2 separate regions of the Homo sapiens genome follow, and region 1 is linked to region 2. A link is an interaction called in ENCODE POLR2A ChIA-PET data of the cell type or tissue named here. Cell type or tissue: Panc1. All regions are shown on one strand. Each heading gives the region's core, and the rest is flanking DNA. Links, peaks and the distances in the headings are about the cores only.

Region 1 (10,056 bases), core at 660-8,659, 830 kb before region 2:
TTAAACACTCTGGTCCCTTCTGGTCTGGCTGTTACTTTCTGAGGCTAACTCCCCCTTTCCTATGATGTTCACTACCTACCTGTCCATCCTTTTCCTCCAACTCTTGCTCATCTTGCTGGTCTCTGCTTGACCCTCGTCATAAAAGTTTTTAACAAATTAGTTATTTAGAAAAGTAGGAACTTAAGTTCTGTTTGCTGACCAAGATGAACCTACAATGAGAAGCTAATTCAAAAATGGAAAGCTTTTGGATATATATTGACTGATAGGAAAAATCAATTGAATTCAGTATCTCCAGTCAGTATATACACTTGGACAAATTACTCAAAATGCTAGTTTTCCTGTATATTAAATTAGAAGGTTGAAGTAGGGAATCTAAGTTTTCTTTTAATGTAGTTTGAGAAAATAGGATCTGGAGCACACAATTGTTAAGAGTATTTAATAAACTAGTTGTCATTCCTAGAATATTTACACTAACGGATAATGGCTAAATTTTTATTCAATAACTTTGTGCCATTCAACATTAATACTATACTTAGAGTGAGGATACAAAAGAGAATGAGAGAACTGTTCCTTCTTGTGCCTGGTCTTGTTTTACAGCTTTTCAAAAGAAAGAGGCTGGGTGTGGTAGCACACTCCTGTAGTCCCAGCTACTTGGGAGGCTGAGGTAGGAGGTTCTCTTTAGCCCAGGAGTTGGAGGCTGTAGTGTGCTATGATGGCACCTGTTAATAGCCACTGTACTTCCAGCCTGGAAAATATTGTGAGACTCTGTCACTGGGGTCAGCGGGGGTGGATGGGAGAAGAAAACATCTGCATTCAAGCAAACACAGAAAATATTGTGATTGCTTTTTCCGTTGAAATAAAATTGGAGGAAATGAATTTTAAAATGAGAAGCTGAATTACCTCACAGAATTAATTCAATTTCTGAATGAGTTACTGAGGTAGCTTGTGCATTTTCCTCCTTAAAATTTTTAAAACAGCACTCAATCATTTTATCTCATTTTTTTTTTTTTTTTTTTGAGGCAGAGTTTCACTCTCGTTGCCCAGGCTGGAGTGCAATGGCGCAATCTCGGCTCACCACAACCTCCACCTCCCGGGTTCAAGCTATTCTCCTGCCTCAGCCTCCGGAGTAGCTGGGATTAAAGGCATGCGCCACCACCACGCCAGGCTAATTTTGTATTTTTAGTAGAGTCAGGGTTTCTCCATGTTGGTCATGCTGGTCTCAAACTACCGACCTCAGGTGATCCACCCACTTTGGCCTCCCAAAGTGCTGGGATTACAGGCGTGAGCCACCATGCCCGGCCCATTTTATCTTTCAATAAGAATAAATTTGCCTAAAATTGAAGGATGAATTAAATAACCTTTCTAGTGGGGAGAGAGAGGGAGAGAGAGATAATTTTCCAGATTCTTGGTAGCAGGATGAAGAAAAAGGAACTTACTGTGTCACATATTGGATTGGCTGGGATAGTAGTTTTTGTTTTTTGTTTTTTTTTTAAGTATACATTTACCTCCTACACAAACCTGCTGTTTTGCCTCTTTTATTACTATAATTTAATTTATATCAGAAATCATGTCTCTTAAAGATGGTTTTTTTTGTTTGTTTTTTTGTTTTTTTGAGACAGAGTCTCGCTTCATCGCCCAGGCTGGAGTGTAGTGGCGTGATCGCGACTCACTGTAAGCTCCGCCTTCCAGGTTCATGCCATTCTCCTGCCCCAGCCTCCCGAGTAGCTGGTACTACAGGCCCCCCCCACCATGCCTGGCTAATTTTTTTGTATTTTTAGTAGAGATGGCGTTTCACTGTGTTAGCCAGGATGGTCTCGATCTCCTGACCTTGTGATCCACCCGCCTCAGCCTCCCAAAGTGCTGGGATTACAGAAGATGGTTATTTTTAAAGCATCAACTAGTATATAAAAATTTTCCTAATTTATGTGTTGCATATCTGAAGTATTTATTTCAGTCTGGGGGCAGGGAGAGCAGAATAGGAAAAAACAATGTGAAATTATCAAATGAAGAGAAGCACTGTAATGGGAAATTCTTCTAAGTATATCCTCCAGAAACACAGCTTGTTTATGAATGGGGCCGTGATGCCAGAAAACTAATACATTAACTTATAAATGAGGAATTCAGAGCAGTGATTATCCCTGATACTATTATTAGTTTCTTAGTGTAATCTGAATAACTAGACCCAGTTGGTTTACTCCCAGGATCTATACCCTCAATTTATTTGGTATTTTATACACGTATTTTCTGAGGAAAACAAAAATTTTGAAGTCTAAGGAATCAAAGAAAGTTTTCTTTATCAGGTAGAAAAGAGATAATAAGTATTTATTAATAAGATTAAGAGCACTTCCACTTTTATCATTTTTTAAGAAAGACTGTCAATGATTAGCAGTTGGTTTGTATCCTTCAAACAATTAATAACAACAACCTGTAGTTACTTTAAGGAAAGATGTTAAGCTTTGAAATCTGAACACATAACTAAATGATAAGCAAACTGGTCTTCATTGGGATTGCATGTGAGTAGAATCTCATTCTATTTTTTTAGTTATTAATATATAATGCTATTAGATTTCAATGCTAAAAACTATAAAACATTGCTAAGGGAAATTAAGGAAGACTTAAATAAATGAGAAGCTACATCATGTTGATAGTTTAGACAATACTGTAAAGACGTCAGTTCTTCCCAAAGTGGTCTCTAGTTTCAATGCAATTCCAATAAAAATCCCGTTTATTTTTTAAGAAATTGATAGATTCCAAAATTTAAATGAAAAATCATAGAACCTGGATAGCAAAAATAATTTTGAAAAAGTAATACGAAGTTATTCACCTTGGCATTTATTACTGTACCCCACTGTGCTGTGTGAGTGATGGGCTACCAACTTGCAGATGCAAGCACTGCTTTCTTTGGCAGTGGTAATGAATTTTAAGATTCCACTGTTATTTTCTTATTTATTTTAGTATGTTGTAGCATTGTATTTTAGATTTTTTGTCTGGGTTATTAAGGCATAATTTCTATACATTAAAATTCACTCTTTTTAAGCATACAGTTTGATGAGCTGTGCAGTCAGTTGTCTCCTAGACCACTAGACCCTGGTACTCAATGATCTGATTTCAGTTCCTATAGTTTTGTCTTTTCTAGAATGTCATCTAAATGGAACCATACAGTATTGTAGCTTTTTGTGACTGGCTTCTTTCACTTACTTTTAAAATCCATCCATGCTATTGCATATATCAGCAGTTTGTTCCTGTGGTGGCTTTATAATGTATCAACTTGGCTAGGCCTAATTATGTTTCCCAAAATTCCCTTTCTTGTATGCTTCCAGTTACAAGAGACATTTTAGTGCAAGACTGGAGAGCAGAAGTGAAGCAGCAGCCGTTTTGTTCTTGATGCGGGCACTTCTGCAGCTCACACGTGCTGTAACTTATCTGCTGGTTCACTTTGCTAATGTGGGGCAGCAGCCAGGCCTACAGTTGACCCACCTTTCCTTGGATCCTGCTTCAGCTTCTCTTGATTCCTGGGCCAAGTGAGTGTTTAGTAACATACTTGCAAAAGCAAGTGGCAAAGGGCAACACTTCTCCAACAGGGTACCACATCATAAGGTTGGAGATGTGAGGAGTCACATGGGACTCGGTCTGTCTTCATGGGTTCTAGCTTGTCCCTGATCTCTCCCACTTGACATCCATCTTTTCTTCCCACCTGCCTACCCTGTGGACTTCCAGCTCTGCTCCAGCATTAGATAAAAAAACAGGGACTTACAGAGACTGCTTACCAACTCCAACAGTTGTGTAATGTCAGATCCCTGTAAACAAATCACTATACACACACATACATGTGTGCCTGCAAATATCCTAGTAGCTCTGTTTCTCTGATTGTGACTGATACAATTCCTTTTTACTGCTGAATAAATTGTCATTGTATGGATTTACAATTTGCTGATCCAGTCACTAGTTAATGGACATTTGGTTGTTCTCAGTTTGACACCATGAATATAGCTTCTATAAATGTTCACATACAGGTCTTTGACAGATTATTTCAAAACATGGTAGAGTAGTCCCCCCTTATCCACAGGGGATATGTTCCAACACCCCAGTGGATGCCTGAAACCACAGATACTACTGAGCCCAATTGCCGTCAACTGGAACACGTTTCTGTTCATACTGTCCACCCACAAATTTAACGCCTTTTACATCTTAACTAAGCACTTCCCACACTGTGGCTGTAACTTTTGCAGTTTCAGGTGTAACAGCAAAATTAGCACAGATTTTTTTTTTTCTTTTTCACAATTTCCCAGACAAAAGATTCGTTCTTACTGTAGATGTTACCACAGATACATTTTTTCTCTTTCCTGAAGTTCCTTAAGTCAAGAGCTTTCACCTTTGCACTTAAAGGAAGCAGGCTACAGCTTCTCTTTGGCGTATTTGAATTGCCTGCATCACAACTCTTGCACTTTGGGGCCATTATAAAGTAAAATTAGGGTTACACATAAAGCAAGGGTTACACAAGCAGTGGGATGCCATGACCGTCGATCTGATAACAGAGAATGATGCTAAGTGATTCAGTGGTGGATAGTGTATACTGTGAATATGCTGAACAAAGGGATGATTCACGCCCAGGCAGGATGGCATGAGATTTCATCATGTGACTCAGAACAACAGTGAACAACTTAGAACTTAAGAACTGTCTGAGCATGGAGGCTAACACTTGTAATCCCAGCAATTTGGGAGGCTGAGGCAGGAGGATTGCTTGAGACCAGGAGTTCGAGGCTGCAGTGAGCTATGATCATGCCACTGCAGAGTGAGCCTGGGCAAAGAGACACTCTGTCTCTAAAAAATAAAAAAAACTTCAAGAATTATTTCTGGAATTTTTCATTCAATATTTTTAGATTATGATTGACTGTGGGTAACTGAAACCATGGAAAGTGAAACTGCAGATAGATAAAGGGGGACTACTGTATATCTCAACTTTTTAAAATTGGTAATACAATGAACAGACTCCATTTATAATCTAATGTCAAATTTTATTCACCTTTTTTTTTCTTACAATATGCTGTCATTCAAAATGTACCTCAGAAGCAACTCAACTCATGCATACAGTAGGCACTCTATAAATGTTTTAATAATTAGGTGTTTTTTAGAATGACTAAAAATCCAGATGTAAAATCCCAATTGGGAAGTGCATAATCCCATCGTAGACAAAATATATAACTTTACAATAAACATTTTTATAAGAATTTGCCCCAAAGAGGGAACACTTAAAATTTGGAAATTAAAAAATAAAAATGCAAAAGCAAGATGAAACAAACAATAGTAACCTATTTAGACAATGATCCCTGGATCGGTGGTGCTTACAGACCAAGGGTTACCTGCACCCTGTGGCGTAAGACCATCTGACATTCGGTTAAGAAGAGAATTATATACCTAATATCCTCTTAACTGGAAATGCTGCGAGAATATATAATAGCCTATGAAAACATTTTAGCTACATCCCTTTATGTGAACACACCAAAAATTTAAATACATATTTTATTCTCTAATTTTAAAAAACCAATGCTTTTCATCTTAAGCAGCAAGAATGATCCACAAGTAAGCATGAAGTCACTTTTATAGAAGCTGTGTTAAATTATGGAAAGTACCTTGGGAGATAAGCTCAAGAACCTTAGTCCAAATATAAAACAAATCATTGCATTAAAGAGACTTCCTATGTTTTACAAAAACAAAACAGGTTGTGACTACATGTGATAAAAAAGTGTCTCCTATCTATCTTAAAACTAAAAACATTCACTCCAACTTGAAAAAAAAATAGGACTATTATGATACAAAAAAATTAAAACAAACCAAATGTCGAGAAGTAGCTATGCAAACTTATAAACATAACTGAATAGCTAAAAAATAAAACATCTACTGACTGTATTTTTCAAAAACTATATAATTCTATAAAAATTTAAATGTGGACTAACTACATCAATACATGGAAATGTATATATAAAATATTAAGTGAAAAAAACATTAAAAATATAAAGTGATTATAACCATGTAAAAGTAAATATATTACAATAACAAAAACTGAAGTGAATTTAAATTGAAAGACATAAATAGATTCAAATATTAGGGTTTTTTCTTTGTTGCTTAAGATTATAACAAAATACAAAAGAAAAAATAGACTATTATTTTAGATAAAATAAAATTATACTCCTAAACAATAAATGCTGAACTATATGTGAACTCCTAAAACAGAGATATTTAAAACATAACTTCTATATTTCAAGTGTATCCTGTGAAGGAGATCAGCCTACATTTGCTGGTCTTCATTTTACAAAACATTCTGGGCAATGTGTCCATTTATAACTGCCCCTCTTAAACATAAAAAAAAACATTTTAAAGCACTAAGTAAGAAAACCAAGCAGCATGCTAACAAAATCTATCTACTTAATCTGTTTTGCTTCTGCAAAAAGCCACTAACAGAAGGTTTAAAAAACTAATTCTATATACACACTTTACATAACATATATTTATGCTATAAATATTTTAAAGAATGGCTTTTACATAATTCTTTATTTCAATATATATCTCATTAATTTCATTGCAAGTTATGCAATATAGTCTTTTGGATCTGTTATTGAAAATTATTCGCTCCATGATTTAGAAAATGGTTAATTTCTTGGATAAAACATAGCATATTTAGAAGTCCGAAAGCCAAGTAAATCCCTTATTTCATTTCGGAATTTTGACAGATCTTGGCGCAGTTCGTTTAGATTTTCCACAGTTGCCTGATCTGTACTTTGCATCTTCTGTCTCATGGAAGTCAAGTAACGATGCACTAGGCAGCACATCACTTTTTGATAGTTTTCATCTCTCTTCTGTTTCAAATTCCTCCATTCCTTCAAAACAACAATATGATACTAAGGATATGCAGAAACGATATTTAAATGAGGTAGAGTTCAAAAATATATTCACAGACACAAACACATCTTTAAATGCTTTATTAGACTATAGTTTTTCTACTACATGGTATAATATTCAACACTTGTTTAAAACAAATATAGCCTGCATATTTGTTTAATGAATTTAATTTTATGCTTATCTTGATTGAAAAAAATTAGTCTTAGGAATCCTTAGTTTATAGCAGGGATTGGCAAACTACAACCCACAAGCCAAATATGGTCCATATCCTGACTTTACAGCCTGTGAGCTAAGAATAGATTTTACAGATGAACATTTATCATCAATTGATAATAACACTAATTTTAAACTCTAGTTAAGTGAAATTTTATCCCCTCCCAAAAGGAACTCCATTCTTTTCACTAGTAGACCTATATTTAAAAAGTTATTACTGTTATTGTTATATTTTGACTTTTATCAATAAAAGTTTTGTGAAAATTTGTTTTCTCTCTTACTGTATCACTGCTTACAATATCTCTGATTTTGTCTCAGCCTGAAAAGTGTAAAGTATTTACTATCTGGACCTTTACAGAAAAAATGTCCCAACCCCTGGTTTATAGTAACATATATTGAATTATTGATGTATTGAATAACTTTCAAGAAGAACCAGAAAAATATGAGCTGATTCTAGTAGTCATTCTTTAGCTACAGTGACAGAATGGGTATTTTGAATATTTCCCATGTTTTAAAACTATGAGATGAAATTTTATATATTGGAGGAATCTGAAAAGTAAAAAAAAAAATCTCAGTACTATCTCCCATTCTTAATAATTATATGTGTGTGTGTGTGTGTGTGTGTGTGTGTGTGTGTGTGTGTATATATATATTTGTTTGTTTGTTTGTTCTGAGGTGGAGTCTCGCTCTGTCACCCAAGCTGGAGTGCAGTAGCATGATCCTGGCTCACTGCAACCTCCACCTCCTGGGTTCAAGCAATTCTCCTGCCTCAGCCTCCTGAGTAGCTGGGACTACAGGCATGTGCCACCACACTCAGCTAGTTTTTGTGTTTTTAGTAGAGATGGGGTTTCACCAGGCTGGTCTCAAACTCCTGACCTCAAGTGATGATGTGCTTGCCTCAGCCTCCCAAAGTGCTGGGATTACAAGCGTGAGCCACCGCACCCAGCCCTCTCACTCTCAATAGTATTTATTGAATCCTTACTTTATGTTGGATGCGATGCCGTACATTAGGGTATATAGCAGTGAAAAAAAGTCAGACAGTCACAGCCCTTAGGGAACCTGCATACTTACGCTTTAAGAAATATCTGAGATTAGGAATTGTTAAAACTTTTATGTTGCCATTCAAGCTTCTAATTTCTTACCTTTAAACTGTTTTGCCGTTTGACCTTGCCTTTTGATGTATGAGAGCAAATCCACTTACTGAGGCTACTAATCATATAGCAGATAGTCTTTGGTGAGGGAATGATGTTGAAAGGTGGAGGTAACGTACATTTGTCATCAAAGTAGCTAAGCCATAATTTTGCTCGAGCAAACTTCCATTCTTTGTCTTCATGATTCTATATAAAAGGCAAATTAAAAAGCAAACTAGAATATTAATACACACACAAATATGGGGGATGTTTCCACACCTTGCAGAAAAATTTTGTTCAACATTTGCAATTATTATACATTACTTACATTTTAAAAATCTATATTTAATTTAAAAATACTATTTTTCAATTCTTATAATCTTATAATCTTTGGCTATCTTATCTATTGTATGCACTTAGTATGGTCTGAGGAGAATATAAAGTTTTTAAAAGAATGAACTTACTGCTATCAACTGAAAGCTTTTATGAAGCATTGCCACCAGCAGTTTGGTAAGCACAATCACAACCACGACATTGTATGTACCAACAATGACAGCTCCCACAAAGGACTGCAGTTCTTCTCCATAGCTAAATCTTGTGACAAAGATTGCCACATGCGCTAAGGAGAAAATATACCAGAACAAAGCAAAGCAGGTGCCAATGAACCTGTAAAGACAATTGCATTTCTGTTTAAAAGGCAATTAAAGAAATTAGCAAAAATGAATCATTTGTTTATATCAAAATTATTTAAATAAAACATTGATAATCCATGAAAAGTTCCTTATTTAAAAATGATGTTGACTTCCACAGTACTGATATGCCTTACTTTAAATTTAAACAAAGAGACCCTAAGGAAGATAAATTATTTGTAACTGTTTAACCCCTTGCTGCCTTTCTTTCTGTTCTCAACAAGGCAGCCTATATGATTTGTTAACATCTAATTAGATTTTGTCACACCTCTGCTCAAAACCTTCAAATGACTCTCAATCTCAACAACTCAAAATCCTTACAAGGGCAAAAAAGTCCTACATGATCCCCATTACCCTTCTGACTTCATTTCTGTCTGTTCTCAACAAGGCAGCCTATATGATTTGCTAATATCTAATTGGATTTTGTCACACCTCTGCTCAAAACCTTCAAATAACTCTCAATCTCAATAACTCAAAATCCTTACAAGGGCAAAAAAGTCCTACATGATCCCCATTACCTTTCTGACTTCATTTCCTACAACTCCCCCTCTGATTCAACACATTCCATCCACACTGGCTGCCTGGCTTTTTCTTGAACATACCAGTCATGCTCCTACCTCTGGACACTTGCCTTTGCCGTTCTCTCTCTCTGTAAATGCTCTTCCCCCAGAAATGTTCTTCGTGGCTTGCTCCTTTACCAGCTTTAGATCCTCACATGAATGTCATCTCTTCTGGGGCACTCCCTAGCTCCTTAGTTAAAACTGAACTCTGACACACAGACACTCTTTTGCTCATGCTTTATTTGTCTTTGTAGCCCTGACCACTGTGTAACATACTGAATATTTTACTCCTCTTTTTATTGCCTGTATCACCTCCCTAGAATGTAAGCTTCATCAGGGTAGTTTTGTTTACTAATACTTCATTTGCTCAGCACTTAGAACATTGGCTGGTATATAGTAAGTGGTACACTGACACATACTCATTAATCTTATTCTTTACATAAGATGACACACAAAATAACTAAAGAATAGTTGACACATAATAAGAACATGACAAATGTGTCCTTCCACAACTCTTCTCCATTGTTTTATTTAAAAATGACGGGAGGAATTTTGTTTACCTCAAAA
Region 2 (10,056 bases), core at 766-8,765:
AGCTGGGCGTGGCAGGATGCACCTGTAGTCCCAGCTACTCAGGAGGCTGAGGCAGGAGAATTGCCTGAACCTGGAGGCAGAGGCTGCAGTGAGCAGAGATCACACCACTGTACTGCAGCCTGGGTGACAGAGTGAGACTCTGGCTAAAACACACACACACACACACACACACACACACACAAATCTGACAGCAAACATTACATTTAGTAGTGAATAAAAAGCTTTCAACTTGGCATAAGAAACAAGGAGAATCCCTAGTTAATCACCACCTCTATTCAGTATTGTAGTGGAAATTCTTGCTAGTGCAGTAAGCCAAGAAACAAAATGGAAAGCCTTAATAAAAGAATTGTAAATGAAGAAATAAAATGGCACTATTTGCAGATGATGTGATTGTATACCAAGAAAAAACAAAAGAATCTACAGACAATTTATGAGAAAAATGAATTTAGCAAGGTTGCTGGATATAAGGGCATATAAAAATGAACAGAATTTTTTTATTCTAGCAAAAAATACAAACGGGCCAGTAAACATGAAAAAGTGCTTATCAGCATTAATCATTAGAAAAATGCAAATGAAAACCACAGTGCAATACCACTTTACATCCATCAGAATGGCTACAATGAAAAGGATAGACAGTGCTAAGTTTGGCAAGGATATGAAGCATCTAGAATGCTCATACACTGCTGGTGGCAGGAAAAACTGGTACAGTCATTTTGGGAGTTAGCAGTGTCTGCTGAAGTTGAATGTACACATACCCGTAACTCATCAATTCTGTTCCTTGTGTATGCTCAACAGAAATTTGTGCACACATTCACCAAAAACATGTACAAGAAAGTTTATAGAAACACTATTAGCCTTCAACTAGAAACAAACCAAATGCCCATCTGCAGAATGGATGAATGAATTGCAATGTATTCATACAATGAAATGAATGAAATACAGTCACATGAAAAGTGTGAATGAATCTCTCAAATAGTGTTGTCAGATACAAAAGGGTACATACTATATGATTTTAATTTAAAGTTCAAAATAGGGAAAACTATAATAGAAGTCATGGTAACAGATATTCTTGAGGTGTTGGGTTTGGGTGGAACTGTAACTAGAAGGAGACACTTAACACAGTTGGTTTGCGTACTTTTCTTTATGTGTTATGTACGTCAATGAAAATTTGCATTTAAAAACTCAGGAAGAAGTTAAACACTGTAGCCAGGTAACTCTCAACTTGTAGGCTGTAAGTCACTAGACGATGGGACAGGACTACATAAGAAGAAAAGGAAAGCTTTCTTCCTCATGTTGTGGGCTCCTGTGGTGTATTCCTAGCCATCTTTTATAGACTAAGCTCAGACTAAGGAGTGGAATTGCTGGGTCATACAGTTACTCTTTGTTTAGCCCTTTTGAGTATGGCTAGACTGTTTTCCAAAGTGGCTGTACCGTTTTACATTCCCATAAACAATGTATGAGTATTCCAGTTTCTCCACGTTTTTGCTAACACTTCTTGTGAAATGGTACCTCATTAATAAAAATTAACTCAAAGCATTTTGATTTGCATTCCTTGTATATTCTAGATGGAAATCCCTTATTAAATACATGATTTGCAGAGTTTTTCTCCAATCTGTGAATTGACCTTTCATTCTTAATGGTGTCTTTTGAGGCACAAATGTTTTTAATTTTGATGTTTAATTAACTTATTTTTTTCTTGTGTTACTTATGCTTTTGTGTCATATATCTAAAACATCTTTGCCTAATCCAAGGTCACAAAGACTTAACACCTACGTTTTCTTCTAAGAGTTTGATAGGTTTAGCTCTTACATTTAGGTCTTTGCTTTGAGTTAATTTTTATTAAGGTTAATTTGTCAAATGTAACCCAGAAGCATATAGAAAATCTATGAAGAAAAAATAGGTGTTTTTTTTTTTTTTTTTTTTTTTTGAGACAGCGTCTTGCTCTGTCTCCCAGGCTGGAGTGCAGTGGCGCAGTCATGGCTCACTACAGCCTTGACCTCCTAGGCACAAGCAATCCTCCTGCCTCAGCCTCCTGAGTAGCTGGCATATATCACCACACCTGACTAATTTTTACATTTTTTGTAGAGATGAGGTCTCACTATGTTGCCCAGCCTGGTCTTGAAATGCTGGGCTCAGGCGATCTGCCTGCCTCGGCCTCCTAAAGTGCTAGGATTATAGACTTGAGCCACTGTGCTTGGCCAAAATAGGGATTTTTGACATTTATTTTTATAACATTTTTACAGTTATTTTAATTTTTCAAACAAGCCTGGGTTTATTATTTAAAATTATCAGCTAAATTAGAAAAGTAAACTTTTATTTTAATCCTCATTTTCTAATGGTGAGATAAGCATCCTGAACTATTTTTTTCAAGAAAAGGCATACCTATTCTGAAGGTGGCAGCAGTAGTAGTTAACCAGATGTGACAATGGAAGTAACTTAAAGAATGAAGAACAGGCTACTCTGGGCACGTTGCCTATGGGGTAGTCCTGCTCCACAAGGAGCAATGTAAAAAAAAAGAAGAAGAACAGTAAAATGAATACAATAGAGTTTGTATTAGTTTTGCTCAGAAACATGACCCCCTCTCATATTGAATTTGGTTTTGTAGCCATAATTGATGATGAAATACATAATACATAAACTACAGCATCTTATTTGCAGAAATACACTGGCTAATAAAGCCATGAAATCATCAAAACTTAAGCATCAAAGACAACAAAACATAAGTCAGTTCAAAACCAAAAGAACCATGGAGAAATAATAAATTGTTGGGCAACTATCACCACTATCCATCTTGAGAACTTTTTCATCATCCCATATTGAAACTCTGTCCCCATGAAGCAACAACACTACATTTACCACTCCCCCACAATCCCTCTGTTCTACTTTCTATGATTTTGACTATAATTTGATTTCATATAAGTGGAATCATACAATATCTTTTTATTTTTTTTTTGAGACGGAGTTTCGCTCTGTCGCCAGGCGTGTACGGTGGCGTGATCTCGGCTCACTAAAACCTCTGCCTCCTGGGTTCAAGCAGTTCTTCTGCCTCAGCCTCCCAAGTAGCTGAGACTACAGGCACGCGCCACCACACCAGCTAATTTTTGTATTTTTAGTAAACGGGGTTTCACCACGTTGGCCAGGATGGTCTTGATCTCTTGACCTCATGATCCGCCTACCTCGGCCTCCCAAAGTGCTGGGATTACAGGTGTGAGCCACCACACCCAACCCAATATTTATCTTTTTATGTCTGGCTTATGTCACTTATGTCTTCACAGTTCATCTGTAGTGTAGTATGTATCAGAATTTTATTCCTTTTTAAGGATGAATGTATTTCATTATATGTATATACCACATTTTATCTGTTTATCCATTCATTGGTGGGCAGTTGGGTTGCTTCCACATTTTACCTATTGTGAATAATGGTGCTATGAGCATGGGTGTACAAATATCTGTTGTTCCTGCTTTCAGATTCATCTGGGTGTATACCCAAAAGTGAAATTACTGGATCATATGGTAATTCTATGTTTACTTTTTTTGAGAAATTGCCATATTGTTTTCCACAGTGGCTGTATCATTTTATATTTCCACCAGCAGTGCATAATGGGTGCAGTTTCTCTACATCCTCTCCAACACTTTCTCGTTTTCAGTTTTTGTTTTTTTAATAGCCATTCTAATGGGTATGTAGTGGCATCTCATTATGGTTTTGATTTATATTTCTCTAATGATGAGTGACGTTGAGCATCTTTTCATGTACTTTTTGGCTATTTGTATATCTTCTTTGGATAAATGACTATTAAGTCTTTTGCCCTTTTTTTTTTTTTTTCTTGAGACATTCTCACTCCCAGGCTGGCGTGTGATGGCGTGAACTGCAACCTTTGCCTCCCAGGTTCAAGTGATTCTCATGCCTCAGCCTCCCAAGTAGCTAGGATTACAGATGTGTACCACCACGTCCAGCTAATTTTTGTATTTTTTTGTGGAGATGGAGTTTCACCATGTTGGCCAGGCTGGTCTCTAACTCCTGACCTCAAGTGATCCACTTGCCTTGGCCTCCCAAAGTGCTGGGATTACAGGCACGAGCCACTGCACCTGGCCCTTTGCCCATTTTTGAATTGAGTTGTTTCGTTTTTTGTTGTAATTCTTTATATAGCCTTTTGCCTTTTAGTGTTCTTTAACTAGAGACATTTTTTGCTTAACTTTCAAAGTGGCTTACTGGATTGGTTGCAGGACCAAATCTCTCATCTGTGTATGGCAGGTGTTGACTCTTTTAACCTCCTTTGTTGAATTTTAATGTTGATGTTAATTGAGTTTTGGCATGATATTCTATTAACCTTCCAAATAATAAGCTTAATTTCTTGATCCAGCCATTGTTGAATAGTGCCCTTTGGTTTTATATTGCTTATGAAAATTCTAGCAGCTCATGAAGGGGATAAGATCACTTGTAGTGTACCATATGTTATATGCATTTCATCCTCACAACTTGTGAGATGTGTATTCTGCATTTTTCAGATGAAGGACTGTGGATCAGAGTTAAATCGAGTAAACTGCTCAAAATATGTATCTGATAGTTTACTAATGTTGATATTTAACCAAGTTTTCTTCAAGTTTATTATCAATTTATGCACTGAACTGATTTTATAAAACTCTTACATGTAGGCTTGTATCTACATTTCAAGAGTATAGCCATCACTGTTTTATAATAGTTGTTAAAATTGTAGTTGTTCCTACTTAAGGACTATGTTTAGTTTCTTCCTTTAAATATTATCCAGGTATGACTACAAATATTATCCAGGTATGACTATAGAGAGCCAATTAGCTAAGTGATTGCCCGAAACCACCCTATCTTATTGCTGCCTTTAACAAAAAGACCAAGAATTGGATGAAAAACAACCCTGCTTCACTCTTGGCTTTTCAAAAGTATGTAACTGGCTGGCCTGAAGGTAGTGAGTTATCTCAATTGATGGTTCACAATCAGTTGAACACAGATCAAACTCCTTGTTCTACACTTTACCCCCTACTTGAGTAGGGGGTAAAGACTACTTGAGTAGTCTTTTAAAAAAAAAGAAGAAGAAAAAAGCATATAACCACTAAGTTGAGAAATTTATTTACTTTAAGCCATTAACCAGTTCTTTTCCTGGCTATATAATCCCATACACAACATTATTTCTGCCCAATAGAAATTTTAAAAGAAAATAAATATCTGAAGTTAATTTTAATATTTTTAATTTAGTCCAATATATCCAAAATATTGTATTTCAGTGTGTAATTAAATATAAAAATCACTAGTGAGGTATTTTACATTCATTCCTTATATTAAGTATTTAAAATCCAGTGTGTTAAACTTACGACATATCTCAATTCACACTTCCCACATTTCAAGTATTCAATAGCCACATGTGAGTTATGCCTAGGGGTATTGGACAGTGCTGATTAGGAGGTTTAAAATGCAACTCATAAATTTAATTCATCTCTTCGATCTCAGTAAATGACCCTTCTTTCTAGAGGTCATTCTACTATTCCTCTCTTCCTTACCCTCCACTTCAGACAATTTTATTGATTTTTTGTCTTTTAAAATTTTGTAAATCCATCTTTTTATCTCCTGCCCTACCACAGCTCCAGTTTGGGGATTCATATTCTCTTACCTGGACTATTGCAATACCCTCTCAGTTGGTCTTTGTGTCTCTGCTTTTGCCTCATAAATTTCACTTCTACTGTTACTAATTCTGATTCCAAAATCTGCTTTGCAGTGAGAATGTCTGCCTAACTGAAAATGTCACCATTCTACTCCACTACTTAATACCATTCAATATATTTTAGTGATTTCACATTATTTCAAATAAGTAGTCTGTGAGGTAAGATAAGTATGCTGTCCTATACTATCACAAGGGATGCATACACAACTCTTTGGGAATGTAGGGAAAGGAGAGTAGATATCCTTTTCTCATATTCCTTTTAAAACTGCATGTTTAGTATCTCTTTCTATGTACATAACATAGAACATGTAAATTATTTATCAGTAAATATATTCACAGTCCCACATCACTTAATGAGGGGCTATGTTCTGAGAAAGGCTTCATTAGGCGATTTCATCGTTGTGTGAACATCATCAATGTACTTACCCAAACCCAGGGTGGTATAGCCTGCTACACACTTAGGTACTTGGTATAGCCTATTGCCCCGAGGCTATAAACCTGCACAGCATGTTACTGGTTTGAATACTATAGGTCATTGTAACACAGTGATAAGTATTTGTGTATTTAAACATACCTAAACATAGAAAAAAGTAGAGTAAAAATACCTTGTAAAAGATTTTTTTTAATGATACACCTTTATAGTGCACTTTTCATGAATGGAGCTTGCAGGACTGGAAGTTGCTCTGGGTGAGTCAGTGAGTGGTGAGTGAATGTGAAGGCCTAGGAATTTACTGCACACTACTTTAGACTTTATAATCACTGTATACTTAGGCTACAGTAATTTATTTTAAAAAGATTTTTTTCTTCTTCAATAATAAGTTAACCTTAGCTTACTATAAATTTTTTACTTTATAAACTTTTTAATGTTCTCAAACTGTTTTACTCGTGTAGTAACACTTGACTTAAAACACAAACAATATTGGCCAGGAGCAGTGGTTCACATCTGTAATCCCAGCACTTTGGGAGGCCAAGGCGGATGGATCACTTGAGGTCAGGAGTTCGAGACCAGCCTGACCAACATGGTGAAACCCCATCTCTACTAAAACTACAAAAATTAGCCAGTCATGGGGGTAGGCGCCTGTAATGCCAGCTACTCGGGAGGCTGAAGCAGGAGAATCACTTGAACCCGGGTTTCTCAGTGAGCTGAGATCATACCACTGCACTCCAGCCTAGGGGATAGAGTGAGACTCTTTCTCAAAACAAACAAACAAAAAAAACACAAACATATTAATGGGTCCAAAAATACACTTAGATACAATGAATAATATCTAGTATTTGGTAGTACAATAGGTTGCTGTAGTTAACAACAATTGATTGTATATTTTAAGTAACTAGAGGAATGGAATTGGAATGTTCCTAATACAAAGAAACAATAAAGGCTTGAGATGACGGATACCCCAATTACCCTGATTAATCATTACACATTGTACAGCTGTACAAAAATATTTTCTTTATATCCTTATTCCATAAGCTTTTTTCTGTTTGTTTTTTAATTTCTAATTTTTTTTTTTTTTTTTTACTTTTGAAACTTTTTTGTTGAACACTGAGACGTGGCTGGGCAGGGTGGCTCACACTTATAACCCAACACTTTGGGAAGCTGAGATGGGAGGGATCACTTGAGGTCAGGAGTTCAAGAGCAGCCTGGGCAACATAATGAGACCCTGTCTCTACAAAAAAGAAATTAGCGAGGCATGGTGACATGCACCTGTAATTCTAACTACTTGGAAGGCTGAGGTGGAAGGATCACTTGAGCACAGGAGGTTTAGGCTGCAGTGAGCCATGACGGCACCACTGCACTCTAGCCCGGGCAACAGAGTGAGACCCTGAATCCAAAAAAAAAAACCCAAAAACAGAAAACTGAGACAGAGGGCCAGGCGCAGTGGCTCACGCCTGTAATCCCAGCACTTTGGGAGGCCGAGGCAGGCAGATCACCTGAGGTCAGGAGTTCTGGAACAGCCTGGCCAACATGATGAAACCCCGTCTCTACTAAAAGTACAAAAATTAGCCAGGTGTGGTGGTGCACACCTGTAATCCCAGCTACTCGGGAGGCTGAGGCAGGAGAATCGCTTGAACCTGGGAGGCGGAGGTTGCAGTGAGCTGAGATCACACCACTGCACTCCAGCCTAGGGGATAGAGCGAAACTCTCTCTCCAAAAAAGGAAACTGAGACACACTATCCTAGGCCTACAGGGGGGTCAAGATCATCAATATCACTGTCCTCCACCTCCACATTTTGTCCTACTGGAAGGTCTTCAGGGGCAGTAACACACATGGAGCTGTCATTTCCTGTGATAACAATGCGTTCTTCTGGATACCTCCTGAAGGATTGCCTGAGGCTTTTTACAGTTAACTTTAATTTATAATTTGAAGAAGTACGCTCTAAAGTAATGATGAAAAGTATAGTTTAGTAAATACAGAAACCAGTAACATAGTCATTTATTATCATTATCAAGTATTATGTACTGTCCATAATTGCATGTGCTAGACTTTTATAGGACTGGCAGAGCAGTAGGTTTGTTTGCCAGCATCACCACAAACATGTGAGTAATGCATTATTACTCACATTAACCATTACGATGGTTACATCACTAGGCAATGAGAATTTTTCAGCTCCATTGTAATCTTATTGGACTACTGTTGTATATGCGGCCCATCATTGACTGAAATGTCCTTATGTGGCAAATGACTATAGTTTTAATTTCAGTAAAAAACTATAATCTACATAGAGTAGGAAAAGATAAGTCTGTTAGCTGTACAAGGGCAGAGTTTTTGTGTTTTTTCACTGACTTATTCTCAGTGTCAATAACAGTATCCGGCATAGAATAGTAACTGGTCAATAAATATTTGTTGAATAAATAAATGCTGTGCATAGAAAAACACTCTAACTTTATACTTTATTAGACCTTTAAGGCAAAAAGTAAGTTTAAATAAACATTTTCTCATCTCTATTCAATTTAAATTTTTGACACTTGAAGTAAAACTTAAATTACTGTCTTCTTGCATTATCTTACAGAGATTTGTAAAGAAAGTCTCTAATATGTATAATGGAGTAAAAAAAACTTTTTTCCCTTCTAGTAAACGAAGCAAAAAAGGAGATAAAAATGGGAAAGGCTTGAGACACTTTTCAATGAAAGTGTGTGAGAAAGTTCAACGAAAAGGTACAACATCGTACAATGAAGTCGCTGATGAGCTGGTGTCAGAGTTCACCAATTCAAATAACCATTTGGCTGCTGATTCGGTATGTAAATCATGAACCTGACATTGATTTTGATGGATGATGCTACTTCTTTGTGTTATCTTTGTTATAGATTTGAGGAATCACGACTATACTTGAGGGTTTTATCCTTTATTTTGGGGGATTTTTTGTTGTTGTTGAGTTTTATTTTGGAGGGAATTCCTTTTTTTTTGTTTTTTAGGCGGAACCTCACTCTGTCGCCCAGGCTGGAGTTCAGTGGCGCGATCTCGGCTCACTGCAACCTCTGCCTCCCAGGTTCAAGCTATTCTTGTGACTCAGCCTCCCGCGTAGCTGGGATTACAGGCGCACACCACCATTCCCAGCCAATTTTTGTATTTTTAGTAGAGACAGTGTTTCACCATGTTGGCCAGGCTGGTCTCAAACTCCTGACCTCAGGTGATCCACCTGCCTTGGCCTTCCAAAGTGCTGGGATTACAGGCGTGAGCCACTGTACCCAGCCTTAGTTGTTTTTTTTGTTTTTTTTTGTTTTTTTTTAACATTTAAAAAATATTTGGCCAGGCGCGGTGGCTCACGCCTGTAATCCCAGCACTTTGGGAGTCTGAGGTGGGTGGATCATGAGGTCAGGAGATCGAGACCATCCTGGCTAACACTGTGAAACCCTGTCTCTACTAAAAATACAAAAAATTAGCCAGGCATGGTGGCATGTGCCTGTAATCCCAGCTACTCAGGAGGCTGAGGCAGGAGAATTGCTTGAACCTGGGAGGCGGAGGTTGCAGTAAGCCAAGATCGCACCACTGTACTCCAGCCTGGGCGACAGAGTGAGACTCCGTCTCAAAAAGAAAAAAAAAATTGGTCGCCTATCCAATAATTTTTTATTGTTTCTGAATCTTATTGTTTCTTCAATGTCTAAGTCAACAAGAAAATTTTATTTTTAATTGGAAAAGGAATACATAAATATGTTTATAAAAAATTCAGTTGTCTGGCAGAGTCTCAAATAAATGGAATACAGTGGTGCAGTTTCGGCTCAATGAAACCTCTACTTCCCAGGTTCAAGTGATGCTTGTGCCTCAGCATCCTGAGTAGCTGGGACCAAAAATGGCAAGGCTCTGCCTCTACAGAAAAAAAATTTATTTCTTTATCTTTTTTTTTTTTTTTTGATATGAGGTCTCAC

What was found. ChIA-PET counts read pairs that join two places held together with the same protein. Peaks named below come from ENCODE experiments on the same cell type or tissue, not always from the same donor. Only the 100,000 strongest peaks of a DNase experiment are listed, where the experiment ranks them.
Region 1: POLR2A ChIA-PET joins it to region 2 with 9 read pairs; 1 of 35 experiments calls an interaction of 5 or more read pairs at or near these places.

The regions. Positions count from the first base shown.
Region 1 is chr3:142,802,827-142,812,882 of GRCh38, reverse strand. It overlaps TRPC1 (transient receptor potential cation channel subfamily C member 1), which reads right to left. Exons shown (of 13, transcript NM_001251845.2): 11 at 8,705-8,906; 12 at 8,253-8,447; 13 at 4,995-6,875. The coding sequence ends at 6,648. Among named protein-coding and RNA genes, the nearest start is that of PCOLCE2, 81 kb to the left of the region's middle. RefSeq lists an enhancer at 4,462-4,756. In Panc1, for the core only: no CTCF peak of the experiment used is centred there; a DNase peak (open chromatin) is centred at 4,562; H3K27ac peaks cover 709 bases.
Region 2 is chr3:141,977,391-141,987,446 of GRCh38, reverse strand. It overlaps TFDP2 (transcription factor Dp-2), which reads left to right. Exons shown (of 13, transcript NM_001178139.2): 7 at 8,765-8,927. Among named protein-coding and RNA genes, the nearest start is that of ATP1B3, 110 kb to the right of the region's middle. In Panc1, for the core only: no CTCF peak of the experiment used is centred there; a DNase peak (open chromatin) is centred at 8,246; H3K27ac peaks cover 1,312 bases.